2 separate regions of the Homo sapiens genome follow, and region 2 is linked to region 1. The links are chromatin contacts, found by Hi-C in ENCODE. All regions are on one chromosome and are shown on one strand. Each heading gives the region's core, a stretch centred on a gene start or an enhancer-like site at or near the end of the contact. The rest is flanking DNA. Distances are from core to core; before and after follow the strand shown. Region 1 holds the start of POLR1E (RNA polymerase I subunit E). Region 2 overlaps PAX5 (paired box 5).

Region 1 (2,833 bases), core at 231-2,730:
AGCCCTGGTTGCAACACTGCACTCCAGCCTGGGTGACAGAGTGAGACCCTGTCTCAAAAAACAAACTAACAACAAACGTTGGGACAATGGGTGAACTTAAATGGGATGTGAGGATTACATGGTGGTAATGTACCAGTGCTAATTTCCTGATTCTTTTCTGTTTAATTTTTTTTTTTTTTTTTGTCGCCCAGGCTAGAGTGCAGTGGCACCATCACAGCTCACTGCAGCCTCTGCCTCCTAGGCTCAAGCAATCCTCCCACCTCAGCCTCCCGAGTAGCTGGGACGACACGCGTGCGCCACCACACATGGCTAATATTATTTTTTGTAGAGACAGGGTCTTGTTATGTTGCCCAGCCTGGTCTCAAACTCCTGGAATCAAGGGATAGAACTGCCTCTCCCTCCCAAAGTGCTGGGATTGCAGGCGTGAACCACTGCGCCCGGCAATTTGCTGATTCTGATGGCTGTGTTGTTATTTAGGGAATGTCTGTAGGAAATACTATAGTCTTCAGGGTTGAAAGGGTATCAGGTTGACAACTTACTCTAAATGGTTCAGGGCAAAAACATTTCTTGCAGTGTTTCTTTACGTTTGAGATTGGGTAATTAGAAAAGCGTGACAAGTGCTCAGGCAAAGGGGCATGCAGGCTTTAGGGTTATTCCTAGGATCCTGGGTGTTGGAGGCGGGTGTTGAGGGTGTGTGGAAGGAAAAGAGTCTTGAAAGAAGGTGATTTGGAAGACAGAGGGGAGTCAACCGGAGTTCTTGCCCTTCAATAGTACGCATCTTTGGGCAAAGGGGGCCTCGGCCAGCGTCCATGCTTAAAGGCCCTGCTTTCGCCTTCTTTCTGCTCTGAAAACTCCCCGTGCAGAAGAAGGGTTGAATCCGCAGTGAAAAAGGGACATGTCCATCAGCTCGGACTCCCTCTTCTATTCCAGTCCAGAATCTCCTGCCCAAAGGCTCCGGGGTTGGCTGGGCTTCTGTTCCATCACCTCAGTGTTGATTGGGCCACAGGTGTGCACGCCACAGCCCATGGCGGGGAGCTGTTTGTCGGACTGTGGACAAAGTTTGTACCTAGAGCTGGATGTCCACGTGGGTGGGTGGGAAGCCCTAGAGAGGGGCGGCTATTCGCCAGCGGCCACATTTAGTTGGGGCTCAAGCAGTTCCTGTCAGAGAATTCTAAATTTGAACTTGGTCCTTCAGGTCTTGGGAAGATGAGTTTGTCACGGTAGGAGAGAGAGACGACACTCTCTTTAGAAGGTGCTGAGCCGGAAGAAGGCTCATAGCAAGCTTAGGCTGAAGCCTTTGGCGCCTCGGGCTCTGGACCTACAAAACCCAGAGTGCACGCGAGCGCTGAGCCAATCAGGTGCTGCGCCTCGGCCAGTCAAGCGGGTGTGTGGCACCTTGTGGGCGGAGACCACGCCTCTCTACGCGGGGGGCGGGGACACGCGGCTCGCGCGCTGTGGGCGGTGCCCGGCGGGGCCACGCCTTTTCCGGCCCGCAGCGCGGCCTGGGCTCCCGCGTGTTTAAAAGTGCGCTTGTGGCTGCTGCTGTCTTAACTCCTGTGCTTGGCGGACAGACAGGCGAGATGGCGGCGGAGGTGTTGCCGAGTGCGAGGTGGCAGTATTGTGGGGCGCCCGACGGGAGCCAGAGAGCTGTACTGGGTAAAGACTGCGGAGCTGGAGCAGTGCTCCTCTAACCCTCTCCCCTTCCGTCTCGGTACCTCAGCTGTCCTCTCGCCCTCCGTTGGGCTTCTCCCCAGCGGGGCCGGGACCCCTCTAGTCTCCACCACTCCCCTGGGCTCTGTCAGGGCTCCCCTGTCCGTCTTTCTGTCACTACCTCCCAGCCAGATTGGGACATCCCACTCACCCGCTCCCCAGAGCTGTGTCCAGGACCCTGCTGACCCCCTCACCCACCAGGTCTCCCGCCTCCCCCATTTCCCTCTCTTCACTGGGCAGGGGTTCCTTCTGTCACTTTAGGTATGTACCAGGCCTCTGCTGTCAGCCTCCTTCCGCGAGACATTCCCTCCTGTCACAGCCCCTCCCCAGGGTTCTCCCACCTCCCTACCTCCTCTTCTCAGCTGGCCCCGGATCTCCTCCAGTTCCCTTTGGGTCAGGACCCGAGCTTCCTTGCCATCCCCATTCTGACACTCCCTCCCAGTGACAGTCTAGTCCCACCGTACATTGTGTGGTACATTGTGTGGCCTTCTGCTCTCATCTCATTCTTGGGCTGCACTCTTACAGTCCAGTTCTCCAACGGGAAGCTACAGAGTCCAGGCAACATGCGCTTTACCTTGTATGAGAACAAAGATTCCACCAACCCCAGGAAGAGGAATCAACGGATCCTGGTAAGTGAAGCAGTTGCCAGCTGTCTCCACTCTGCAGGGCTCAGAAGGCCCCTGGGAGTGGGTGGATGTGGGAGGGAGTGAGGGGAGAAAAAGGGGAGTAGTAGCAAATGGAGCTTTGAAGAACTCTGATGCCCAGCAGCCTGGGATGTGGGGACAGGCTCCATCTTTCATTCATTTGTTCTTTCAACAAGCATTTATGGAACCTGCCCCTCTGCATCCCTGTGCTGCAAGCTTCTAGGAAAACAGCCAAATCAGGCCTAGCCCCACTCAGAGTTCATACTCTAGAGCAGGGTTTCTCAACCTCAGGACTATTGACTTTTTGGGCCAATAATTCTTTGCTGTGGGGGCAGCATCCCTAGTCTCTACTCATTAGATGCCAGTAGCACCAGAGTGGATTTCCCTGGATTGAGAACCTCTGCTCTAGAGAGATGAGAACTGGCTGTGAGGGACACTTTTACACAAAGCTCTGAGGCCACGTGGGGAAGAGTACAGGG
Region 2 (2,833 bases), core at 112-2,611, 490 kb before region 1:
GTCACTCCCTCCTCAGCTCAAAGACCTGCCATGGCTCCCACTGTCTTAAGGAGCTAAGAACAGGAGAAATGACTGATGACACCTTTCTTTTAACTGAAACCACTTAATTGCTCACCTTATCTATATGAGTGATAAGTAGGCAAGTTCAGACTTTGCAGCAGCCTGAAGCAGAAATTTTCAAAGTGTAGTCCAGGGAGCCCTGCCAGGGTTGGAAGAAGGGGTCCCCAAGATACTTTCAGGTGATCTGTGAGGACAAAATTATTTTCATTGTTTTTTTATTTTACTTTAAGTTCTGGGATACACGTGCAGAATGTGCAGGTTTGTTACACAGGTATACATGTGCCATAGTGGTTTGCTGCACCTGTTATTTTCATATTAATGCTAATGTGTGATTTGTCTTCTTCACTCTCATTCTCTCACGAGTCTACAGTGGAGGTTTTCAGAAGCTGTAAGATGTGTTCCATCACAACGGAGTGAATACAGCAGCAGCTATGAGAGTCCAGCTGTTTTCTATTAAGCCAGACACTAAAGGGATCTGCAGAACTGTAAGCCAATGCCATTCATACTAAATTTTGGGTTTGGAAGATTCGGTTCTTTCTTATTTCAAAAATATTATTTATGTTACTTGTTTGTTACTGTTATTTTTAATAAATAAATATTTTAAACTTTCATCCATTTTAATTAACCCTCATAAACTAAAGCTCCTTGAAGTCCTTGATAATTTTTAAGAGTTTAAAGGGACCCAGGACCAAACATTTGAGAACTGCTGCCCTACAATAATGCCAAGAGGACTTGAGATGGAACCAGGAGAAACTCAAAATTTTGGTGCCAGAAAAAAACCTCAGCAATTCATTGATCTCCTGTTTTAGATGGAAAAACTGAGGCCCAGACAGAGAAAGGGACAGGAAGAAGGGACACAGCAGGGGCAGGGGTTTGAAGCCTTGTAAATTCTCTGACCCACAGGCTATGCAGCCAGGGATTAAACCATATTCCCAAGCCAGAGAGAAAGGACTGTGGGATTCTCTTCCCCATGGGGCAGCAGGGCATGCAGGGTGGAGAAAGCCAAGGCCATTTCACCTCAAGTTCCAGACCGCCTTGGCAGGGGACTGCCCACAGCAGATGAGACTATATCCCCCTCCATCGGCCCCACCACTCTTTTACTGGTTGGCCCCCAAACTGATTCCCTGAACTGAGATCCCCACATGGCAGCACCCTGCCCTCTCCCATACCCCCAGGGCTCTCCCGAACACCAGTACACCACCCCATGGGAAAAGGAACTGGGGGTAAGAGGAGGGGGAGGGGCTGGGGCAAACCAGGTGCACAAACAGAGAGGGTGGGGGTTCAGCGGCGTTGGCTCTCACGGGGGCTCTCGCTCACTGAATCAAAGTGAAACTTGGGGACCCAGGAGCGAGGAGGAACCGAAACCTGAGCCCCCACCCGTGGGACAGGCCCTGGGCACTAGGGAAAGGCCCCAGGAGCCCCTCCAATTGGCCACCTGGCCTCAGATGCCCTGCGTTACCACAGAGGCCTCCAGCAGTTGTCTATCTGGGTCTCAGCTGAGGTGCCCACAGCTACAAGATCAGGACAGAGATCACAGGGGAGAGTGGCCCGCCAGGCAGGGAGATGGAAACCAGGTCCTCACCATCTCTGCCACTAACTGCCCCCTGCATACCCTTGGGCCAAGCCTGCGCCCTCTGTGCCTGGACTACCCTACCTGCAGGGTATAGAGCACATGACCTGCCAAGGAGTGTGGCTGCTTGGCCACTGCCCTAAGTTCTTGCCTCCGCTACCCTACCCACCTCTGGCCTGTAAGCCTGACTACCCACTTCCCTGACCACACACATACACGCACGCACACTCGGCCCCACCGGCCAGTTCCAGGATCTGCCTCCCATTAGCTTCAGCTGCCACAGGCAGAGACTGAGCCAAACTGGTTTCTTTAGAGTTCATGCTAAGACTCCAGAAGCTCAAAGACCTTCAGGCCAAGGAAAACAGAGCACAAGTGCCGAGAGCAACTTGAGCGGGGAGCGCATGAGAACTCGGGCCCAGCAGCCCCAGATGACTGTTGCCTTGTGGGTTGCCAGGCTGCCAGCTGCCCCAGGGTTGCCAGATCTGATTTTTCTTCCCCAAAGAAGCCAGGCATCCATCCATACATGAAATTTCCTGATTTTGCAATGTTGGTAACTAATTCAAAATCATCATCAATACAGGGCAAGCCAAGGAAAGCATGGCTACCAGGCTGCCAATTCCCCCCTGGGTTCTACGTGATGCCCCCACCACGACCACACCCCAGCAGAACCTTGGTCCTGACTCCTTCCTAGACAAAAAGAGAACTCAGGTAACAACCCACCTCTCTACATGAGGGGACATGTAGACACCTCTCTACATCCAGGGGACAGCACACAGAGGGCCAGGGAGGGGACCTGCCCTTGGAAAGCCCCAGCAGAGGCCAAGACAAAATGGTGGTAACCTCCTTCCTGCCCCCAAAGCCACACTGGGAAAAGGAGATGGAGAGGCTGCCTGTTCACCCATACTCCACACTGGACCCTAAAGAATCCTTGGGTCTCAGCCAGTTGTGAAGGACCAATGACCCAACACTGGAAATCCCCACAGGGGAGTGGGCTGGTTCCAGAAAGCCAGGCCAGGTCCAGGCTCAAGGACAGCATTCCAGGTGGCAGGCCCTGAGTGGGCAATGGCCTGGAGACGGGAAGCTGAGCCAACACACAGGGACTGGAGGCACAGGAGGAATGAGCAGGAGGAAAGGGAGGCCCGCGAGAGAAGGGCAGGGCTTCTCTCAAGAACTGAGGTCAGTGCGGGGGGACGTGTGGGCAGC

The links. A loop is a pair of places that touch in the nucleus more often than their neighbours do. Pooled maps may share reads with other maps.
Region 2: a loop to region 1 is called in a pooled map, with 7 times the contacts of the local background. The contact joins the enhancer-like site here to the promoter of POLR1E in region 1. A Hi-C loop is called at or near these places in 4 of 50 pooled maps.

What each region holds. Positions count from the first base shown.
Region 1 is chr9:37,484,468-37,487,300 of GRCh38, forward strand. It overlaps POLR1E (RNA polymerase I subunit E), which reads left to right and starts at 1,481. Exons shown (of 12, transcript NM_022490.4): 1 at 1,481-1,656; 2 at 2,236-2,339. The coding sequence starts at 1,581. RefSeq lists an enhancer at 946-1,537 and a silencer at 1,279-1,608.
Region 2 is chr9:36,992,655-36,995,487 of GRCh38, forward strand. The region is part of intron 5 of PAX5 (paired box 5); the gene reads right to left. Among named protein-coding and RNA genes, the nearest start is that of PAX5, 40 kb to the right of the region's middle. RefSeq lists enhancers at 997-1,046, 2,357-2,516, 2,547-2,606, 2,657-2,726. Within about 2 kb of position 1,362, at least 4 of the 41 ENCODE cell types and tissues checked have a DNase peak (open chromatin) inside an H3K27ac peak, as active enhancers do.